Linked DNA regions of Homo sapiens: region 1 is linked to region 2. A link is a contact called in ENCODE Hi-C or POLR2A ChIA-PET data. All regions are on one chromosome and are shown on one strand. The core of a region is the stretch at or near the end of the contact, and the rest is flanking DNA. Distances in the headings are between cores, read along the strand shown. Region 1 has its middle 43 kb from the start of LINC02836. Region 2 has its middle 78 kb from the start of LINC02836.

Region 1 (6,073 bases), core at 77-2,576, 38 kb before region 2:
TCTTACAAGGCAGAAACCCATAAATCAAGAAGTTGAGATCTTGGCCAGATGAGTTTTAGGGATGCCTTAATACTGAGTTCTTTCTGAGTCAGGCCAGGTTTGGTTTCAAGACTAGGAAGGGCTGGTAGGTCTCAGTAGTCAGCTGTGTAGCCCCTTTTCTTATAAGTCTAACAGAACTATTTCTTTATTGCACATGGTAAACATGCAAACAGGAAATTATCCTAAAAGGAATCACTGAGAGATGGCAGTTCAAATTTTCTCCAAGGTAGTTGTGTTTGAAAAAGACTCTTTCCTCAGACCTAATGTTCTTAGGTATTAATATCCTGCTCTACCTAACAACATCCAGGACTTTCTTTCCTTTGTATCTTGTTTGCCTGAGCAACACTCTGCAAACCTTCCTTCTGGATCTGCCTGCTGGTTTTACCCCCCAGTCCAAGAGTTTAAGGCTGTTCCCTTACATTAGATTTAATTCAATTACTCTTTTTTTCTGATTCGGAAACATCAATATAAAAAACTAATATAATTTATGTCTCTTCAAGTGTAATTATTTCTATTAATGTGATGGAGAAGCAACATCTTTTTAAAATACACATATTTAGTATACCGAGTTTTCAAGAGCTTAGTTTTGGTGGCAAATAAATGAATACCAAGTCATAATGTATATTTTTTAAATTTGATATGTGTGTAGCTACATCAAAACAATATTTGATTAAACTATACTCTGGAATATAAACTGACTTGTGGTGAGTTAATATATTAATGAGGTGTTTTGAAGACTTCTTATGCCATATAGATGTTGTATTAGTTGATTCCTGATTGTCTTGAATTTTGCAACAGGCATCTAATCTGTTGGTGGTTGTTGTTGTTGTTTTATAGCCTCCAAAAAACCTCTTCTACCAGGCCCTTCCTGGACACATTGGTCACTCCATAAATACTGTGGATAGATTAGCAAAACTTGAACTGTATATCCATAATGATTCACTTTTTTATTTTGCATCAATTTACTGGCAAAATTTGAGGGATTATCAACTTGGCTTTTACAAATAACAGGGAATAGCCAAGTTGATAGGGGAAGTGCTGAAAAATCCATGAAACAGACCGGGACTAGGTAAGGGCAGAGAAGGAATGAGGGATTTTGCTGGCCCAAAAGGCTCAGGTGTTTCTCTACAACTGCATATGGGGCAGACAAGTTGTCCAGGCACTCAATAGCTGTCATCTACAGACTTAAGAGTAGAAAGTTTGTTTTCAGGAAGTGGCTAGTGGAATTTCCCAACTGCAGACAGATAATCTAGAAGGTGGGGCAACTGAAGAGTTGCTAATAGCCTCTGACTATGTTAGGGAGTGTCTATAAATCAGGCCATTCTTCAGAAGGGGGCATTGGGGGCGGGTCCTAAGTAGCATCTCAGGATTGCTGAGAGATTCACAAGGCTGGAGGGAGACTAGAGATACCTACAAAAGAAACTTTAGTTCTTAAAACCCACCACCCTTTCTCCCTTTCATGCTGGGATAAAGGGAGAAAGAAATGACCCAAAGACAAAAAGAATGCAATTCAAGAACAGGTTGATGGCATCTACAAAATGGAAAGAAGAGATAGCTTCTTCTAGCATCTCTTTATTCTAATCTTTTTTAATGCCTCCACTATTTATTTATTTATTTATTTTATTTTTTTTGAGACAGAGTCTCACTCTGTTGTCCAGGCTGGAGTGCAGTGGCACGATCTCAGCTCACCGTAACCTCCGCCTCCTGGGTTCAAGCGACTCTCCCGCCTCAACCTCCCAAGTAGCTGGGATTACAGGCATGTGCCCATGCTTGGCTAATTTTTGTATTTCTAGTAGAGACGGGGTTTCACCATGTTTGGCCAGGCTGGTCTTGAATTCCGCACCTCAGGTGATCTGCCTGCCTCAGCCTCCCAAAGTGCTGGGGTTACAGGCATAAGCCACCATGCCCGGCCTATGCCTCCTCTTCTTATGCTTGGAAGTGAAGGTGAGCACATTTTAAACCCTTGGTACACCTTATTTGTTGAACTTACTGCTGATGCTCCAGGGTTCCTGAATCCCCAACTTTCCCAGCACCAGCTGCTGAACTCTCCAGGGCTTCTGCGCACAAAGCCTGTTCCCAGGAAGTGGGAGAGCCCTCTCCTTGGAAGAGAAGCCTCCCAGTACTGGCCAGAGGGGAATTTTGAATACTGAAGTAGACAAAACCAAATGAATGACATGCTTTCTCAAAGAATGAAGAAAAATAAAATAGAAAATAAAAAAGTGTCTGTTCCTTTTCTCCTCTAAATGAAACTGTAATTAAACTATTTCTGGGATGTTGAGGTTTTATTCCACTGCTCTTTCCCCTATTCTGTACTCGTACAAGTCAAGGCGGTATGAAATTTACCCATAGAACAAGCTTCACAAAGTGAAAAGATGTGTTAGGATTCCACTACCGGATAAATTCCCCCTACAGGCCCTGAAATCTGCATACTTGCAGCCTAAATGACATTGGAATGGGAGATCTTTGAATATTGATTTCTAGCTCCTAAGGGTATCAGACCTTCCAAAAAATATCTCCCAGGTGAATCATCTTAGTGGACTTTTGCCCTTGACACTGAATTTTCTCCTGCTCCTTTCCCTCCCACAAATATAATCCCATCAAAGAGGGAATTGTTTTATTCCACAGAAGAGACCTAAAATAAATGAGACTTTCTTGGGAAACTCATTTGTGTAGATAGGCGGCCTCCTAGGAGGCTGACCCTTGCTTTCTTTGGCTCTCAGCCTCCTCTTGGCATTTTCAGGGCAGGTTCCTTGACTGTCCCTTTGACCCCAGTAAGGTCAGGCCAGCATATGTTTAAGAGACACGTGTCACTTCTCCCACTGAGTAGCCCAACATAATTCCTATTTCATGCTTTGCTCTGAGTTTACCTTATCTCATCTTTCCTCCTTCTGTTTTTTCTAATCCTACAAGCTTTATTCTTGATATCCCAGCTTTTCCATCTCTCTCTTCTAATCACCCCCAACCCATATTTCATACATCAGTAAATCCCTCCATATATTGGACTGGTGCAAAAGTAGTTGCTGGTTTTGTCGTTAAAAGTAATGGTGTATGTAATCCCAACTTCTCGGGAGGCTGAGGCAGGAGAATCGCTTGAACCTGGGAGGCGGAGGTTGTGCTGAGCCGAGATCGTGCCATTGCACTCCAGCCTGGGCAACAAGAGCAAAACTCCATCTCAAAAAATAAAAATAAATAAATATAAATAAAAAAAGTAATGGTGTAAAAGGTGTAATTCAGTAGCCACTGATAACAAACCACTTAAACCTTCTTCCCTCATTTTCCCCAGGAGACAACTGAATCAAAGAACCATCATGGGCTTTGCTTTACAGGAACCAGAAATCCCAAACCTACCTGCTTCAAAAATGTTAAAATGAGATTGAACCATATAAGGGTTCAAAAGGATCACTCTCTCTAGCTGAGACAATGATTTATTTTCTCCTCACTTATGAGATTATATCTACTTAAAAAAAAAACTTCCAGCCATCTCACCAGATGACTCACTAGTATATTATAAGATATATGAGAACCCCTATATCCTCAACATTCATCAAGGTTTGTACCATATAGAAAATCCTCAGTCTCCCAAGTTAAACCAAAGAGAGAGAAGTTTATTTTATCTGCATCTGTTCCTCTAATCTGTTCAACCAAGTTCATCCTTGAGCTATTATGTATACTGAGGAACTTTATTTTGTCTTCCATCTATTTAGCAATGCATTCTACCTCCCATGAACATAACATTTTTGCTTCCATTGTAACCCTTGATTGGAAACTTTCTATCCCCTGGAGAGAATGGAGAAATAATTGAGCCAATCTTGGCCAGTCTTATAAAAATTCACAGATGCTGCTTTGAATAGAATTGTTCATAATGGTTCAAAAGAGGCTTTCTGCTGTAACTTTCATCTCAACATATGAGGTGGGTGGTGGGGAGAGAGGAAATGGATCAGTGGCCAAAATCAAGGTTGATCCTGGCTCTAACCCAAGCCCCACCCACAAACACCATCTAAAGCAAGACCATTTGTCAGCACTTCATTCACAAGCATCATTATCAAAATTCCACAATTCGCTGGTGGTATCAAAGGTTTGTTTTAATGGAAATGATTTATATGGCATCTTCTCTGTGAAGAGTCAGGAAGGTCCATTTGGAATCTCGACTTTGAACACGGTGGTCTGAGGACAGTTACATGCTGTGGAGTCAAAAGCCTGCTGCAGACTGCGCTGAAATGGATGCTACAGATGTCACCCAGAACCCAGTGAAATGAAGAACTTCAACGAGCTAGGAAAGAAAGTGAAGAGGAACGTTTTCCTTCTGACATTTCTCTAACAACTGTGTCTAACCTGAAAATGTGGCTCCAATCCTTTTCAAAACTATTATTTTCTTTACAGCAAAGTTCTAAAAACTTGGTTTCTTTTGATTTCTCCCCCTGGCAGGAAAATGACACATTTGGGGCCAAGGCATGAAAGCGTGGCCTCTTGGGAGAAGGGGGAGGGCTATTGCTTTCGAGCCCGCAAACAGTTGCAGGTGCAAAAAATGTGCACACAAAAGGGGAGGTCTGGTAGGGGCCCCTTTTCAAATGTAACCTTTTAAGTTCAATACATCTCTTTGCTCTTCCTTTTGTGAGCTGCGTGCTTCCCTCCCACGCTCTAATGCACATCCCGGTCTTCAATGTGGCCTCCAGAAGGAATCTTCATGTTTGTTGTGAAGTTTTCCGTAATTACATAATCGTTGAAGTCTGTGAGTTCGTGTTGAGGTGGCTGAAAAATGCGAGCTTGAGGATTACAGTAACATAATTAGATCGCTTCCTGTAAGAACCCAGCGACTTTTCCCTGGGTCCGTCTTCGATTGGCTGCCCTCCGAGGCCTTCCTCCTCCCGAGTGAATCACAGCCCGCTCAGTGGGCATTTCTGCCGGCCAACCGCTCCAAGGTGTTTCGCGGCATCTGTTTGTGTTGTGGGTGAATTCTACAAACACACTCTGTTGATTTGATTATGAAGGAAGGAGCAACAAAGCCAGAGGGCTGTGGTTTCTTGAATGCCTTTGTGTCTATGTGGTGACAGAACCAGTGCTTAGTTTGTCTGGGCCACGGTACCTTGACTCATCCGGTGGTGTCTAGAAGCCTTGATTCCTTGCCTTGGGGTATAAGGGGAAAGAAGGAAAGAACACAGCTGAGTTTTAGGTTTTTAATAGAATTTGATATCTGACATGCATCACTTATGAATTTTTTCTAAGTCAGCTGGATAGTGAAGATTATATATTAAAAACAAACAAAACCAGAAATAGCTTTTTATTACCCACAGTATCATCCCCTTAGAATACACTTTCCCAGCACCCAGCGATCCTTAGAAATAATTATCCATGTGATCTCTAAACCCTTTCTTGCTCTCCTTTGTTCAGTTCTCTGGGTGTGTTTGCTGCTTAGTTTAATCCTGGCTCATGCACAGACCCTAGTTTTTTTTTTTTTTTTTTTTTTTTTAAGCATAGGTGAAGATGTGACAACAGCTGATTATCTTCTAAATAAAAGTGACTTCACCACATAGGAAAGCTTTGCACAGCTATCTTGTTATTTAGCTGGTTTCCATGAAACTTCTGTTGTCCGTCGATAGTCCAGGCCAAGGGAGTAGCTGTGAAATAAGAATGTCTTCAGGGTTATAGGAGGGAAATCTCCCCACTTTATTTGGTTTTGTAATAAAGAACAGGAATCTGAGATTCTATCATTGATGCCAGAATATAACATCTGATTTTTTTTTAAGTGAAAAGACAGGTGGGTCTCAAGTGAAAAGAGTATACATCTAGGCTGGGCGCAGTGGCTCATTCCTGTAATCCCAGCACTTTGGGAGGCTGAGGCGGGCAGATGGCTTGATCCCAGGAGTTGGAGACCGGCCTGGGCAACATAGCGAAACCCAGTCTACAAAAAACACAAAAATTAGCCAGACTTGGTGGCACACTTCTGTAGTCCCAGCTACTTGGGAGGTTGAGGTAGGAGAATCACCTGAACCTGGGAAGTCAAGGTTGCAGTGAGCTGAAATCATGCCACTGTACT
Region 2 (6,347 bases), core at 2,944-5,443:
AGTGGTGGTGAGTGCTTGTAGTCCTAGCAACTCGGAGGGCTGAGGCAAGAGGATCCCTTGAGCCCAGGAGTTCAGAGTTACAATGAGCTATGATTGCACCACTGCACCCCACTCTAAGCGACAGAGTGAAACCCCGTATCATAAAATAGTATAAAGGTTGCCGTAGTAGCATAAGCAGAACATTCATGCAAATGAGACATGAGTGGAAGATTTTTATAACAGAATGATCACAAGATACTACATGAGGCAAACAAATGACTTTTATAAAAATGAAGTTAGATATATTCTAGAAATCTAGGAGCTGAGCCTGAAGTAAGGTATGAATAAAGCTTATGTACTAGAGATATACAGGAATATCTTTTAAACATCTTTCCAGTTGGATATGCACCTAATAGGACACCACTCAATACCTGCTTGTTAAATAAACGTTTCTAAATACATTTTTTAAATTGTAGGTCAGTCAGATATTTTATGTTTCCAATTTGAAGAAACTTCAAAGGAATAATTTAGGATAAAAGGTGATTGACATTGTTCAGTTCATGTACTTTTGACTGTTGCTGGCGAATCAAACAAACTTCCTCTACACTAGGCTCAAAATAAAGGGATGGAGGAATATTTGCCAAGCAAATGGAAAGCAAAAAAACACAGGGTTGCAATCCTAGTCTCTGACAAAACAGAATTTAAACCAACAAAAATAATTAAAAAAAGGACATTACATAATGATAAAAGGAACAATTCATTGAGAAGAGCTAGCTATCCTAAATATATATGCACCTAATACGAGAGCACCCAGATTTATAAAACAAGTTTTTAGAGACCTATAAAGAGACTTAGATTCCCACACAATAATAGTGGGAGACTTTAACAACCCACTGTCAATATTAGACAGATCAACCAGACAGAAAATTAACAAGGATATTCAGGACTTGAACTCAGCTATGTATCAAGTGGACCTAATGGATATCTACAAAACTCTCCACCTCAAATCAACAGAATATACATCCTTCTAAGTGCCACATAGCACTTATTCTAAAATCGACCACATAATTGGAAGTAAAACACTCCTCAGCAAATGCAAAAGAACTGAAATCATAACAGTCTCTCAGACCACAGTGCAATCAAATTAGAACTCAGAATTAAGAAACTCACTCAAAACCACACAATTACATGGAAATTGAACAACCTGCTCCTGAATGACTCTGGGGTAAATAATGAAATTAAGGCAGAAATCAAGAAGTTCTTTGAAACCAATGAGAACAAAGACACGATGTATGGAATCTCGGGACACAGCTAAAGCAGTGTTAAGAGGGAAATTTATAGCACTAAATGCCCACATCAGAAAGCTAGAAGATCACATATCAACACCCTAACATCACAAACTTGTTCTACACTGAGAAGTAAATGTCTGAATTTTTTTGTATTTGCAATGTCAAATCATTTCCATTTTAATTGAAGAGTATAATCAAAGCTAGAAGGGAGGAAATGAGGTAACAAAGAAATGAGTAAATAACACTTTATTGAAATCTCTAAAGAAGTTCTATTTTAATGTTGGGACAGCAAGAGCATTTAAACTGGTTCCTACTGTGAATGACGGAGTGGGGCTTAGCAGTATCAGGGATTTTTCAGAAAGCCCTAAAACCATTTTTATTTTCCTTCAAGTTTTGTTGTTTGAAACTTCAAGTTTTCTAAAACATTTTCCCCTTCAGCCTTTGTTTTTCAAAGGAAATTTAATTTAAAAAATGTTGTTTTAACTAAATTCAAACTTGTATTATACAAATAAGACAGGTTTTTGTTTGAAATTAATTCTTGTTTGCTTCTAGAACTACTAGGAAAATCAAATTCAAAAGGCTGAGCTAATACATTGTCAGATTTGAAGGCAACAGAAGCTAAAACATTTTAAGTTTTGTTCTCAGTTCAGATTGGAAATCATTTTATTTAAATTATTTATTTGATTTTGGGGATACAAGTAAAAATACGTACCAATAAATAACCTGGAATATTGATATAATATCTAGAATCTAGATATAATGAAAACTTAGTTCAAGGTCACTTTAGGAAGGTGCAAACTGGCAAATCTGTGTCTCTACTCGTGTCCAGGGTTTCTCACTGGAGAATGAGCAGAAGTAGATTAATGCTGCAACATTAGAAACCTCTGCTAAAATGAAAATAGGGCCCAGCAAGACCTGCACTTTTTAGGGTATTACTACTTCTGTTTGTTTTCTGTTATCATACTGTATACATGACTATGCTTTAAAAAATAAATTAAAAAATAAAGCATAGTCATGGATCACAGTTGAACTGCTCTGAGGAAATGTTCTTCTCAAATTGAGAGCCTTTTAAAGCTACTTTATAAATTCCCCTTGTTCCTGCTTCATCCTCAAAGTCAAATGCCAGGTGCTGGACTAGGCACTGAAAATATTGCAATAATTAAGAAGTCCTCTGAACTCCAGAAAGATACAACTCTGTAAGGGAGGTGGGCCTATAAAGAAATAACTTGTCACTAGGGAGAAGTACAACTAGTATATGAATATTTGGAAATGAATTATGGCATCATCAGAATATAAGTGTTAACCTATCACCTGCATAAGCTTATCTCACAAGGTGTCCCGTGAGCTTGCAATGTGCAGATATCAGGGCAGCTCAGCCTCTGCTGCTCTTCTGCAGACCCCATCAGCAGAAACCCTCACTCCTGAGCATGCTCATGTGCCTGCTCACATAAAAGAACCACAAGACACAGCTTTTTTCCTTCCATGGGTAGAGAAAGACAAACTGAGTCACCTCTAAGACAAAATACAGGACAGAAGTTTGTCGTTGGCTTTTCCAGCCTGCCATTTCCAGGAAGTTTGGACGCAGAGACAGACACACATAGAGGAAGAAGGCCATGTGAGCGAGATGGCAGAGATTGGAGTGATGCATCAGCCAGCCAAGAAATGCCAAAGATTGCCAACCAACCACCAGAGAAGTCTGAAACAGTCTCGCTCACAGCCCTCAGAAAAAACCAACCTACTGACTCCTTCATGTTACACATCTAGCCTCCAGGAGTGAAATCAAACATTTCTGCTCTTAAAGTTGCTGGTTTGTGGAACTTCGTTATGGCAGCCCTAGCAAACTAATACATGCACTTTTACCAAACCTAGTTTTCCAGCCTTTCTGACAGTTTTTTTGAGCTACCCAATGTCCTTCTAATACATTCCTTTTCTTAACTTCTTGTTTACCCCTTAGGACCTTGATTGATTTTTTTTGTATCCATTTTTCTCTTTCTCTTTCTCAACAGTTTTAATGTCCACTTTAGGATTCACGTGGTTCTAGGGAAAATGACTTCACCCCAGGATCCTGGGTAGAGCATATGACTTCTGTTTAGCCAATCCACATAGTGATTCCTTTTCCAAGTAGGCAAGTTTCTGAAGATGACCCAATCACAGCGAAGTGCCAGGCCTTTTCTAGGAATGCTGAGGCAAAGATATTCTATCTTTCCTGCTGTACATAAAGATGCCTGAAGCCTAGCAATTCTGACAAGCCTGCCTCAAAGAGAAGTCAACCACACAAGACTAGAAACAAGGAAGGGAAGAAATCTGGTGCTTAGTGGTATCTTTGAACTGCTGGTTCAGGCCACACCTGAAGTCAGCTCTTCCAGTGGACTTGTCATCACTCGAGCCAGTCAATTGCCCTTATTTTTTAAGCTACGGGAAACAGATATTTTGCTCTCTCCAGCTAAAACCATCTGAACTTGAACTCCCCATTTATACTTTAAACATCATTCACAGGATGACATTTTAAGTCCAGAGGGGTTATCATCTAATTCCTGAGATGATGGTACTGACCCTGAAGGAAATAATACTATTGAGGATGAGGATGATGATGACGGTGGTGGTAGTGATGGATTTCACTTCCTAGCTGCCTACTGTGTGTGAGGAACATGTTGAAAGCTGCTGTGAAACAAACGCTGGACCTGGGTCTTGAATGGTACATTGAAGTGTGCTAGGCATTTCAGGCTTTTGGGGATGATAAGCGTCCGAAGCCAAGCTCACATTTCCTGTCTTCGTTTCCTGTGTCTTACCTGCTTGTGCCTGAGTCATGCAACACAGGTACAAATGGTCCTGTAATCATGGACCTGCACATTAATGGGAACAAAAGAAACAATAAATTCAGAGCTCTGTCTGCCCTGAGGGAGTGGGACTGGCCATAATTTCCTCTTTCCAGTGGGGTTTATGGTGTGCCCTGGCTACTGTGTACACTGAGTCATAACTCCTTCCCTTATCTCCTAGTACTTGTTCCTTATTTTGCGTGGTTGGACTTTTATTCTGGTTTCTCATTTGCACTCCAGTCTTTCGTTGTGGCTAAAAATCTCTGAATCTTTAGCCACTTGCCATTCAGGAGGCTCTTTGTAGCACGGAAAGACCTCCTTGAATCTGATTAAATCACCTCCACAGCCCCCACCCAGATATTCCTGCAGCCTTGCCTTTTGTAATCACTAAACTTGACTAAGCTGTTGATTCTGGCCTACCTCAGGTCTGAGCTTAGCCCTTGGCCTCTGGGATGGGGATCCCTGACTACTCTTCCCAGTAGAAAGCCTTGCTATTGTCAGGCTCTTTCTCCTACTACTTGCTCCTTTATCCGTGATTTCAGTCCTTTCCCTAGTCCAGCAAATGTCGCGGACAAAGCCAGATGGATTATGATACTCCTTCCATCTTCAGCCTCTCATAATTTTAGCTTTTCTTATCTCAGATCCTGGGAATCCAGTGTTCATTCTCTTGAAACCTCTCCATTTCCCTTGGACTTTCCCTGTAATATCAGCATTAGCGTGGGTCTCCTGTTGCAGAACGGTAATTCAACAGTTGCCTTCACCCCTCTACCCTGTAAGGGCCACAGTTTATTTTGCTTTGAGTTCCCCCGAACACAATTATTTACCAGTGAATTAAGGAATAAAAGTCTTTGAGTGCTGGGAATCAGAGAATAGATCAAATAAAAATGAGGATGTGAATGAAACATGTGAACGACACACCCAGAGGAGTGACATCTAAGGCATTCAAAATAAGAGGAAACCCAGATGTTGGGGAGGAAAATACTAGATGTATGTGAACATCACTGTGTGCAAAAAATGACCATTATAGTTAAACAGTGCGCACAGAAGCAGGAAAGATCATCCACAGAAATGCTGTCATAGACACTAGGAACAATGACATAAAAGAGGAAAAAAAAATTATGCCATTTTCATGCCAATCTCCTTCATTTCTATAAATTGCTTTATATTAAGAATATTATTAAATTTTCCTATATTAAATTCAAGTTTTATAGCAGTTTAGGATTATTTATAGCAGTTATAGTATGATCAAATGCTCAAATTTAATTAAAGAGACAATTATTTCAGTTACGTATTATATTCCATTGAGAAGAAATCATGCCCGGTATTGCAGAGGTAAATAAGGATGTCTACATGTAACTCCAAAGTGTGAGTACACAGGCCACAATCACATAATGCAGAATACAGGTATGTATCTGAGGATATGAAGTGCTGGAGGTGATATCCAGTTGAGTCAGAGAAGAGCCAGCTTCTGAGATTAGACAGAATTTAGACAGCAGACTTAGGGAAACTGCATCACTTAACTTGTGCAGTAAGCATGCTGGTTTCTATGCTATTTTAGTTTACCCTCACTTTTTCCCCTGTCTGCTACTATTAATCCCTTCTGGAATAAAACAAAGATCTTGGCATTCTCAACACAAGGTTTGGGACTCTGTGGAGACTGATACTTACCATATTTGGCCAACTTTTAACATGTTCCTTTCCCATGCTAAACACGCAGAATAAAATAAATATTTATCATTGACAGAGCCCCCTTTTCACTAGATTCATTCTTATAAACAGTTATCTAACTTGTTTTCTCCCTGGATTTGGGAAACTGGAAAGTTCTTGCTTTTCTTCATTGACTGCATCTTTGTTGGGAAGTCATTCCAGCTTTATTACAAAACAGAGTGACATTTCCCAGAAAGATGGAAAATATTTTGACCATTTGAAGCACTGTCACCTTAGCAAGATACCTCACTCTGTTTTTGCAATATCCACGTCTGGGTCAGGGTTTCAACTCTAAGACCCCACACCAGAAAAAAACGTAGGACTTGCAGATTCTGGCTTTCTTTGTGCTGAATCAGGAAACAAAAATGTCAGTTTTTTATAACTCTGGGTTTATCCTATTCTCTCCTAACCAGATGCACATACTTTGAAAAGACTCTTTTTTTTTTTTTTAACAACCATGAATGTGAAGACAATGCTTGTTTAAATGTTATTAAGTGGAGAATATTGAGTCTATTATGAGCATCCCTTGATGTGGTATGACTTCCTGACAAATGGT

What was found. A loop is a pair of places that touch in the nucleus more often than their neighbours do. ChIA-PET counts read pairs that join two places held with the same protein, here RNA polymerase II (POLR2A). Pooled maps may share reads with other maps.
Region 1: a pooled map shows a loop between it and region 2 (2.1-fold over the local background). The contact joins two enhancer-like sites. A Hi-C loop is called at or near these places in 3 of 168 maps with a recorded cell type or tissue (Caco-2, breast epithelium and ovary), 5 of 37 single-sample maps with no recorded cell type and 11 of 50 pooled maps. POLR2A ChIA-PET finds 5 or more read pairs at or near these places in 4 of 52 experiments (MCF 10A, OCI-LY7, PC-9 and 1 more).

Annotation. Positions count from the first base shown.
Region 1 is chr6:105,586,449-105,592,521 of GRCh38, reverse strand. No RefSeq gene overlaps it. Among named protein-coding and RNA genes, the nearest start is that of LINC02836, 43 kb to the left of the region's middle. RefSeq lists an enhancer at 1,427-1,476. Within about 2 kb of position 1,326, at least 3 of the 41 ENCODE cell types and tissues checked have a DNase peak (open chromatin) inside an H3K27ac peak, as active enhancers do.
Region 2 is chr6:105,551,222-105,557,568 of GRCh38, reverse strand. No RefSeq gene overlaps it. Among named protein-coding and RNA genes, the nearest start is that of LINC02836, 78 kb to the left of the region's middle. Within about 2 kb of position 4,193, at least 3 of the 41 ENCODE cell types and tissues checked have a DNase peak (open chromatin) inside an H3K27ac peak, as active enhancers do.